Regions from separate parts of the Homo sapiens genome. Here region 2 is linked to region 1. Evidence: read pairs that join two places in POLR2A ChIA-PET (ENCODE). Cell type or tissue: B cell. All regions are shown on one strand. Each heading gives the region's core, and the rest is flanking DNA. Links, peaks and the distances in the headings are about the cores only.

Evidence for each region. ChIA-PET counts read pairs that join two places held together with the same protein. Peaks named below come from ENCODE experiments on the same cell type or tissue, not always from the same donor. Only the 100,000 strongest peaks of a DNase experiment are listed, where the experiment ranks them.
Region 2: POLR2A ChIA-PET joins it to region 1 with 5 read pairs; 2 of 35 experiments call an interaction of 5 or more read pairs at or near these places.

Annotation. Positions count from the first base shown.
Region 1 is chr1:225,583,645-225,591,759 of GRCh38, forward strand. The region is part of intron 1 of ENAH (ENAH actin regulator); the gene reads right to left. Among named protein-coding and RNA genes, the nearest start is that of ENAH, 65 kb to the right of the region's middle. In B cell, for the core only: no CTCF peak of the experiment used is centred there; no DNase peak of the experiment used is centred there.
Region 2 is chr1:225,855,992-225,858,491 of GRCh38, forward strand. It overlaps TMEM63A (transmembrane protein 63A), which reads right to left. Exons shown (of 25, transcript NM_014698.3): 16 at 920-1,026; 17 at 661-747. Among named protein-coding and RNA genes, the nearest start is that of TMEM63A, 25 kb to the right of the region's middle. In B cell, for the core only: no CTCF peak of the experiment used is centred there; no DNase peak of the experiment used is centred there; H3K27ac peaks cover 1,189 bases.

The DNA.
Region 1 (8,115 bases), core at 2,145-4,644:
AAATACAAAAAAAGTTAGCCAGGCATGGTGGCGCATGCCTGTAATCTGAGCTACCTGGGAGGCTAAGTCAGGAGAATCACTTGTACCTGGGAGGTGGAGGTTGCAGTGAGCCCAGATTGCACCACTGCACTCCAGCCTGGGCAACAAGAGCAAACCTCCATCTCAAAAAAAAAAAAAGAAAAGAAAGAAAGAAAAGAAATGAAGAGCATCAAAAATGGTAAATGTAGGCCGGGCACAGTGGCTCGCACCTGTAATCCCAGCACTTTGGGAGGCCAAGGCAGGCAGATCACTTGAGGCCAGGGGTTCAAGACCAGCCTGGCAAACATGGTGAAACGCCATCTCCACTAAAAATACAAAAATTAGCCAGGTGTGGTGGTGCACACCTGTAATCCCAGCTATTTGGGAGGCTAAGACACAAGCACTGCTTGAACCCGGGAGATGGAGGTTGCAGTGAGCCAAGATTGTGCCACTGCACACAAGCCTGGGCGACAGAGCAAGACTCTGTTTCAAAAACAAAAAAGGTAAATACAGGATAAATATAAATTGGACTGTGTTCTTTTAAGGTAAAACTTGTAACGTTATCTTAAGAAGTTTCAAATTATGCAGATAGGATATATCAGACAAATACAGCAAAACAAACTGGGGGGAACAAACCTAGAGAGTTGCAAGGTTTCTACATTTTATGCAAAGTGCTACAACATTAACTCTAAGTAAATGGTAAAAGTGAAAGCAATAACTAACAGGAGAGAGAAAATGCAAAGAGGTATAGCAAAAAAGTCAGTAGAAAAATTAAAATAGAATTCTAAAGGTATTCAATTTATCCCCCAAAAAGGCAGAAAAGGAATAACAAAGGACTGAAAACAGAAGGGACAAACAGAATACAAATATTAAAATGGTAGACTGAAGTCCAACCTCTCCATAATTACATGAAATGTTAATGACTAAACACTCTCATTAAAAGGCAGACATTAGATAATAAAGAATCAATTACATGCTGCCCACAGAGATGCACTTTAAATATACAGAAAGCAGGTAGGTTCAAAGTAAATAAACATTGGTAAGCAACAAGATCTTCAAAGTAACATAAAAAAAGGAACAAAGTAAATAAAATATTATATGTCATGAAAACAGTACCCATATAGTAATATCAGAATTGACACATTAGTATCAGATAAAGTAGACTTTTAAGCAGAGGAATTTTTCAAAATTATAAAATGGTCAATTCATCAGAAACAAGTAACAATCCTGAATGTACAGCCACCTAATCACCATCTCTAAATACATAAAGCAAAAACTGACAGAATTAAAGGGAAAAATCTCAGCACTTTGAGAGGCTGAGGCAGGTGGATCATTTGAGGTCAGGAGTTCAAGACCATCCTGGCCAACATGGTGAAACCATATCTCTACTAAAAATACAAAAATTAGCCAGGCAGTAGTGGCGTGTGCCTATAATCCCAGCTACTCAGGAGGCTGAAGCAGGAGAATCGCTTGAGCCTGAGAGGCAGAGGTTGCAGCAAGCTGAGCTCATGCCACTGCACTCCCATCTGGGCGACGGAGTGATACCCTGTCTCAAAAAAAAAAAAAAAAAAAAAAAAAAAAAAAACAGAGAAAGAGAAAAAGACATTTTCACAGTATTAGTTGTAAATTTTAACACCCCCTTAAACTGATAAAACTAGACAACAGAAGTACACAAAAAAATTTGCAAGCACATAGAATAAATGAAGGTTATTAACCACTTTGACTCATTTGATATTTTAAAGACACTATACATAATAACTGCAGAATACACATTCTTTTCAAGTACATCTATAATCACCAAGATAGATGATATGCTGGGCCATAAAAAAAAATTGAATAAATTGCCCAGGTGCAGTGGCTCATGCCTATAATCCCAGCACTTTGGGAGGCCGAGGCAGGTGGATCACCTGAGGTCGGGAGTTCGAGACCAACCTGACCAACATGGAGAAATCCTGTCTCTACTAAAAAAATACAAAATTAGCCGGGCGTGGTGGTGTGCACCTGTAGTCCCAGCTACCCAGAAAGCTGAGGTGGGAGAATTGCTTGAGCCCAGGAGGCTGAGGCTGCAGTGAAGCATGTCTGTACCACTGCACTCCAGCCTAGGAGACAGAGTGAGACCCTGTGTAAAAAATAATAATAAATAAATAAGAAAAAAATCATGAGATGCAGCTAAAGCAGTGACGAATGGGAAATTTATAGTTGTGAATGCATATATGAGAAAAGAAAGGCCTAAAAGCAAAGACTTGAGCTTCGTTCTTAAGTTAGAAAAGAATGGGCATGGCGGCTCACGCCTGTAATCTCAGCATTTTGGGAGGCCAAGGTGGAAGAACTGTTTGAGCCCAGGAGCTTGAGACCAGCCTGGGCAACAAGGTCAGACTCTTAACTCTATAAAAAATTTTAAAAATTGGCCAGGCATGGCTGCGTGCACCCGTAGTCCCAGCTACTTGGGAAGATGAGGCTGGAGGATCAGCTGAGCCAAGGAACTCAAGGCTGAGGCATAAGAATCGTTTGAACCCGGAAGGCGGAGGCTGCAGTGAGCCGAGGTTGCACCACTGCACTCCAGCCTGGGAGACAAGCTCAAAAAAAAAAAAAAAAAGGAAGAAAAAGAGGAGAAGGAGGGGGAAGAAAAGAGGGGAGAGGAGGGGGAAGGAAAAGGGAAAAGTAGAGGGAAAAGGAAGAAAGAAATTGATATATGAAGCTCCTCACAAACAAAACTCCAGGCACATGGTTTCACTAGTGAATTGTGTCAAATAGCTCAGGAAAAAACAGCCCTGATATTATATAAACTCTCAAAAAAATAAAGAAGAAAACATTTCCAGCTTGATTCATGAGACCAGCGTGATCCCAACATGAAAGCCACACAAAGATATTACAAATAAAGAAAATCATATTATCCTTAAATAATACACAAAATTTCTTAACAAAATAGTATCAAAGTTGGCAATATTAAAATACTAACACATCATGACAAAGTAGGGTTTATTCCAGGAATGCAAGATTGGTTTAACATCTGAAAATCAAGGTAATTCACCGTAACAGAATAAAGGAGAAGAACAACGTAATGCAAAAGAGGCAGAAAAAGGCCGAGCATGGTGGCTCACCCGTTATCCCAGCACTGTGAGAAGCCAAGGCAGGCGAACCACTTGAGGGCAGGAGTTCGAGACCAGCCTGGCCAACATGGTGAAACCCTGTCTCTACTAAAAATACAAAAAGTAGCCAGGCGTGGTGGCACGTGCCTGTAGACCCAGCTACTCAGGAGGCTGACCATCTCAAAAAAAAAAGAGGTGGGGGTGGGGTTGGCTGGGGGACAGAAAAAGCAGGGATAAAATGCAACATCTGTCTTGACAAAAACTCTCAGAAAAGTAGGAAGAGAAGTGATTTCCCCTAATGTGATAAAGATCATATATTAAAATATCTAGAACATCATACTTAATTTTGAAATACTGAACTCCTTCCCCCTAAGGTCAGGTAGAAGGCAAGGATTAACCACTTCTATTCAACATTGTATTGGTGGTCCTAGCCTTTGCACTAAGGCAAAGAAAGAAAAGGAAAAAAAAGAAAGGACAGAAAGGGAAAATAGCCTCTACTTGCAGATGACGAATTGCTGCTTATGGAAAATCCTAAGGAATCTACAAAGCAGCAAATTAGTAAGTGAATTTAGCAAGGTCACAGGATTCAAGTTTAATTTAAAAAATCAGTTGCATTTTTTATATAGTAGCAACAACAAACCAGAAAAATAAAGTTTTAAAAACTGCATTTGCAATAGCACCCAAAAAAGAAAATCTTCATAATATCATGCGTAAAATCTTTATGCTGAAAACTAAAAAACACTGGTAAGAGAAATTTTAAAAAACTTAAACATATACAATGTTCATGGATTGGAAGCCTCAATATTGTTAAGATGTCAAGTCTCTCCTAAATTAATCTACAAGTTAAATGCAATCACAATGAAAATCCCATCAAGCCATTTTTGTAGAAATTGACAAACTAATTATAATATTCATATGGAAATTCAAAGAGCACAGAATATCCAAAACAACAACAAAAAAAGAATAATGATAGAAGACTAATAGTATCTGATTTCAAGATTACAAAGCTACAGCAATTAAGAGGGTATGGTAGTGGCCTCAAAAATAGACAAATATATCAATGAAACAGGACAGAGTCCAGAAATCAACACATATAAAGACAACTAATTTTTTAAAAAGACGTCAGTGGAGAAAAGATAATCTTTTCAATAAGTGGTGCTGGAACAACTGGATATGCATGCAGAAAAAAAATCTCAATGCATACCTCACACCATACAAAAAAATTATTCAAGATATATCGATTTAAACCTAAAAGCTAGACCCATAAACTTGGAGAAGGAAACCTAGGAGAAAAATCATCACAGGAAGGCAAAAGCTCTTCTCAATAATTACAGGGAAAAAAGGCAAATTAAAATTTTCTCCCATAAAAAGACACTTTTAAGAAAATGCATAGAGTATATAAATTTTTTCTCAATAAAGCTGTTACAGGAAGAAAGAGAGGGAGGAGGGGAAAAGGGAGAGAATGCATACATAGGCAAGGCACAGATGAAGAAAAAAATCTACGAAACATAAATCTGACATGAATCCAACATTTCTGAAACTCCAACAACCAATAAAACATTGGGCAAATAAGTTGAACAGATGTCACAAAACATGATATATAAATGCTCAGTAAATTTGTGTTAAATCATTAATCATCAGGGAAACGCCAGTTAAAATCACAATAAGATGCCACTACATAACCAGCAGGATGGCTAAAACATGGTTTAACCCTAACTCCCACACAGCAATGGTGAGAGTATAAAATGGTTCAACAAACTTTGAAAGAAAAGTTGGGGCCGGGCATAGTGGCTCACGCCTGTAATCCCAACACTTTGGGAGGCCAAGGTGGACGGATCACGAAGTCAGGAGATTGAGACCAGCCTGGCCAACACGGTGAAACGCCGTCTCGACTAAAAATACAAAAATTAGCTGGGCTTGGTGGCGCATGCCTGTAGTCCCAGCTACTCAGGAGGCTGAGGCAGAATCGCCTGAACATGGGAGGCGGAGGTTGCAGTGAGCCGAGGTCGTGCCACTGCACTCCAGCCTGGCAATAGAGCAAGTCTGTGTCAAAAAAAAAAAAAAAAAAAAAAAAGGAAAAAACTTGGCAGTTTCTTACAGAATTAAACAAACACCTACCCTCTGACAAGTCAATTTCAATGTTAGGTATTGCTCAAAACTGGAAACAGCCCAGGTATCCATCGACAAGACGATGAATAAATTGTGGTGTATTCACCCAAAGATTCATCAGAAAACAAGAAAAGCAAACAACTGATATACATGACATGATAAATTGCAAAAACATTATGCTGTGAAGAAAGCCTTACACAAGAGTATATATTTTACGGTTCCTAGATGAATTCTGGAACAGGAAAAAAAAGCTAATCTATAGTAGAAACAAAACAGTATGGGCAGCAGGGGAGGCAAAGCGAGGAGTGACATGGGAAGGAGCTTCAGGGAATTTTGCCATCACCCCCAGAACATTCTGTAATCTTGAAAGGAGTTTGAGTTACACGTTTGCATCTGTTAAAACTTTCCCAATAATCTGTGCATTCCGCTATATATATATCACAAAAGGAAAAAATATATATAAGCATTATTGAACCCTAGGTAACGATATAAATACTGACATACTTAGGCAATAGTGTGCTGACTACAACTTACTTTTTATTTAGAAATGCATCTAAATAAATAAATAAATTATAGTCAGCCCTCAGTATCCTCGGAGGAACTGGCTGCAGGACTCCCACAGATATTAAAATCTGCTAATACTCAAGTCCCTTACATAAAATGGTATAGTATTTACATATAACCTATACACATCCTCTGGTATACTTTAAATCTCTGGATTACTTATAATACCTAATACAATGTAAATAGTTGTTATACTGCATTGTATTTTTATGCGTATTATTGTTGCATTGTTTTTTAATATTTTTTATCTGTGGATATGAAACCCATAGGGGGCCAACTGTATACAGAGAAGGATGGAGAGACAGATGTGTGATAAAGCAAATATAGTAAAATGTTAATATTAATAGTAGGCTCTAGATTGTGGGTATACATATGTTAACAGAAAAATTCAACCATTCTGTATTCTTGAAATTTTTCATAATAAAATGTTGAAGGGAAAATTAAGCATGTGTGCACTCCCCGTGCAGCTTTTTCTAATAAAAGAACTAATTATGCACAGACTTCATTAGAGGGGAAAAGAATGTCATGTTTTATTTCTCCATATTCATTCAAGTAAGTATTCTAAGAATTTTAAATCAAATGGGTTGAGAAACAACATATAAATGATAATAAAATTTGGTAGATGCTGTGGTGACTAATTGCCTCCCCTCATCACTCAACACACACACACACACACACACACACACACACACACACACACACACACAGCACCAAGGTTTAAACACAGATTCCAAATTCACCATTTCAACTAATACCTGTTAAAAAGTGCCAAACAGGGGCCAGGCGTGGTGGCTCACGCCTATAATCCCAGCACTTTGGGAGACCGAATCACTTGAGGCCAGGAGTTCGACACCTGCTCAGCCAACATGGTGAGACGCTGTCTCAACTAAAAAATACAAAAATTACCCGGGCATGATGGCGCACACCTACTCAGGAGGCTGAGGCTCAAAAATCACTTGAGCCCGGGAGGTGGAGGTTCCAGTGAGCTGAGATCGCACCACTGCACTCTAGCCTGTCTCAAAAAAAAAGAAAAAAGAAAAAAGAAAAAAGGCAAATAGGTATTTACAGTCCATACTTCTCTCCTGAGCAACAAACTCACATAAACAGCTGCCTATTATGTGTTTCTACTTAGATATCATACATACCTCAAAATACAACCTATTTTTCTCCCCCCCATTCCCTTTCCCAGATGAAGGATACCAAAACCATACTGTCTGGCCCGAGCTAGAAACTGGAGTGCCCTAGATGACTCCTCTGCCAACATCCCTATGTCAGTCTCCAGCCCTGTCAATTCTACCACCCAAACATCTCTACTAACACCTCCTCCACTCTGTTCCACTGTGCCACTACATTAATGCATTCTTTCTTTCCTAGATTACAACAGCCTCCAAAACAGCCTTTCTACCGCCAGCCTCTCCACCTAGAAGCCCCATAATCTACTTCCTGAGCAAGAATAAGCATCTAAATATTACCTAGAAAATATAATATCCTACAATTTCTGCAAAGGAGAATCTAGTTAGGAATAGTTCAATTAGAATCTTTTATAAAATACATTTACTTTTCCATTGGCTTCATTGGTCTTATTTTCAGGTGAACTATTAAAGACAGCTTATTAATGCTATAACACTTTTTAAGTTAAGACCAGATGACAATGATGATTTTATTATAGAATTGTTGCTAAGCATATTTTGTGTTATCAGAATCATTGGCACATGGACTATACATTTTTTTCTCACACATTCTATACCTCAACAAAGCTTCAGGCCAGGCGCGGTGGCTCATGCCTGTAATCCCAGCCCTTTGGGAGGCCAAGGCAGGGGGATCATCTGAGGTCAGGAGTTCGAGACCAGTCTGGCTAACATGGTGAAACCCTGTCTTTACTAAAAATACAAAAATTAGAAGGGCGTGGTGGTGATGCCTGTAATCCCAGCTACTCAGGAGGCTGAGGCAGGAGAATCGCTTGAACCCCGGAGGTGGAGGTTGCAGTGAGCCGAGACTGCGCCATTGCACTCCAGCCTGGGCGACAAGAGCGAAACTACGTTTAAAAAAAAAAAAAAAACAGTCGGGTGTGGTGGCTCATGCCCGGAATCCCAGAACTTTGGGAGTCCAAGGTGGGCGGATCACGAGGTCAGGAGATCAAGACCATCCTGGCCAACATGGTGAAACCCTGTCTCTACTAAAAATACAAAAATTAGCCAGGCATGATGGCAGGCGCCTGTAGTCCCAGCTACTTGGGAGGCTGAGGCAGGAGAACTGCCTGAACCCGGGAGGCGGAGGCTGCAGTGAGCCGAGATCGCGTCACTGCACTCCAGCCTGGGCGACAGAGACAGACTCC
Region 2 (2,500 bases), core at 1-2,500, 270 kb after region 1:
CACTACACATGCTTTCATTTTCTTTTGCTCTAAAAACAGGCCAAAGCTCGAGATTGACTTTTGTTCTCAACGATGCCACTTACTACGGCATGACCTGTCACAGTCTGCTTTAACAGAAACTTCCTTCCTTGAGATAAATAAAGCCATGATGAGGCCTTCCCTAAGTGGAAGGTCCTTGATAAGTTTCATTTTCTTTTCTCTTTTGTAGAGATGGGGTTTCGCCAGACTGCCCAGGCTGGAACTCCTGGGCTCAAGCAATCTGCCCACCTCGGCCTCCCAAAATGCTAGGATTACAGGCGTGAGCCACTGTGCCTGGCCACAAAATTTTCAAGCTGGTTTTTTTTTTTTTTTTTTTTGAGACAGAGTCTCACGCCTGTAATCCCAGCACTTTGGGAGGCCGAGGCGGGTGGATCACCTGAGGTCAGGAGCTCAAGAACAGCCTGACCAATATGGTGTTTTTTTCTTTTTTAAAGAAGAACAATCAATCATATTGCCAGAAGAATCAATGACCCAGCCCTACTGCACGCCGAGTGGTTGCGACAGGCTTAGATATTGTTAGAGGTTTGCTTCTGCTGCCAAACCGTTTGCATTCTCCTGGGGACAGTGCTCTCCTGATGTGACTCTTATTCTGAATTTAGAGCAGAAGGTGGTGGCATATACCTGGTGAGACCCAGGGAGGGCAGGATCAGCACCATGAAGATCAAGAATATGTAGACTTTGGTCATCATGATCTGGTTTTCCCCCGACCTGCAGGAAGTCAAAGGTGAGCACTCGCAGTCCCCCAAATGCTCTATGTGCCCCCAGTGAGGCCCCTGCCATGTGCCCACTGCCTGAGCAGCTGGGGGGTTAGGGTGTGGACAAGGGAGCGGTCAGAGATATCCTTCTTAGGGGCAGGGCCTCGGGGCTCCCGGGCACTCACTTGGTCCAGTGAGACTCCAGCAGTGTAGAGTAGTAGACAATGGAGGGGAGCAGGGCCGAGAAGGACCAGAGCAGGAGGGTGGGGAAGAACTGGCTGATGATCGGGTTCTAGGAGAAAGGTCCACAGCAGAGAGAGTCACAGGGGCCGTGGGCCACGCGGCTCTGAGGCCATGACCTATTGGTATGGTCGCTCAGTGGACTCCCAGGGTAGGAGTTTGTCATCTCTGACCCCAGAACCAAAACTGTGCCAGGTACAGAGTTGGTAGTCCATAAATGTTGGCTGAATAATCAGTAACAGCACCTTATATTTGTACAGCTCCTCACAGCACAGCAAAGAAAGCAATTTCACATACGAGTAAACTCCACTTATCTGACTAACCAGATTAAATAACCTTCTCTGCTCCCTATACAAAACCAATGACTGATGCCATGGCAAGACTGAACACCGAAGGCCTGGAGTCCTGGCCGGCGGGGCGGGGGGGGGGGGGTGCCCTGCCTGCTCAGCTCCCACTGTCCAGCTGCAGCATATCAGGGCTCCACTGTGTGTGTCCACAATCCTGCTGTTTGTTACTGGGATTACATGAGCTGATTGACTTATTACTGTCACTGATTAGATGAACATAAAAATAGAGAGAAATTTTCTTTGAAAACTAAGTTGGCTACTTTGGAAAGACTTAATAAAAGTCAATTTCTAAAAAAAAAAACAAAACGCTGTTAATTAGATGAGAGTAAATTAACGATAAAAGATCAAGGGATATGCGATCTAGGAAGTTTCTATATTCAGAATGGCTCGGCAAATATCTAAATTCTTCCTTTACTTTAAAGAAACCAACACTGGAATCACAAAACAATGAAATAAGGGTGTGGTTGATGTAAAGTAGACAAAGGGGAGCTCTCATCAGCAGATCCATCTTCAAAAGAATAGGCCTGTCCTTCTATTAAAAGATTGGCAAAGGAATGCATATTTATAATACCTGCTTTAAATCTTAAGCAAAGCTGCTGAATTTATACTTAGGTAGTTTAAAACTATCTATGGAGTCAGATAAGAGCTTCAACCACACATCAGCTCATTGATTATCATGACAACAGCCTCACGCCCTGTATAATAGTGCAGGTGTTTTAACTCCAGTTCTTGGATGAAAAACTGAGGTTCAGAATTCATCAGATAGGGAATGGCAAAGTGAAGACAAGGAGGCCCACCTGCCCCGTGTGCTTTCCCAGGGAATGATTAACCAAATGCAAAGTGAAATTTAAAAAGAAAAATAATCTAGGGAGATGGTTTGGCAAAGCTAATCATGAGAAACCAATAGCTTTTTGAGTAGATGCCAGTTGAGTGAGTGTTTGGCTGTTATCTCATTGATTCATCTAAGATTTTTGAAAATCGTTCATTACCTATACAGAATAGTTTGTTTTTTTTTTTTTTTTTTTTTTTTGAGATGGAGTTTCGCTCTTGTCGCCCAGGCTGGAGTGCAGTGGTGCAATCTCGGCTTACTGCAACCTCCACCTCCCGGTTCAAGCGATTCTCCTGCCTCAGCCTCCTGACTATCTGGGATTATAAGCGCCCACCAACACGCCCAGCTAA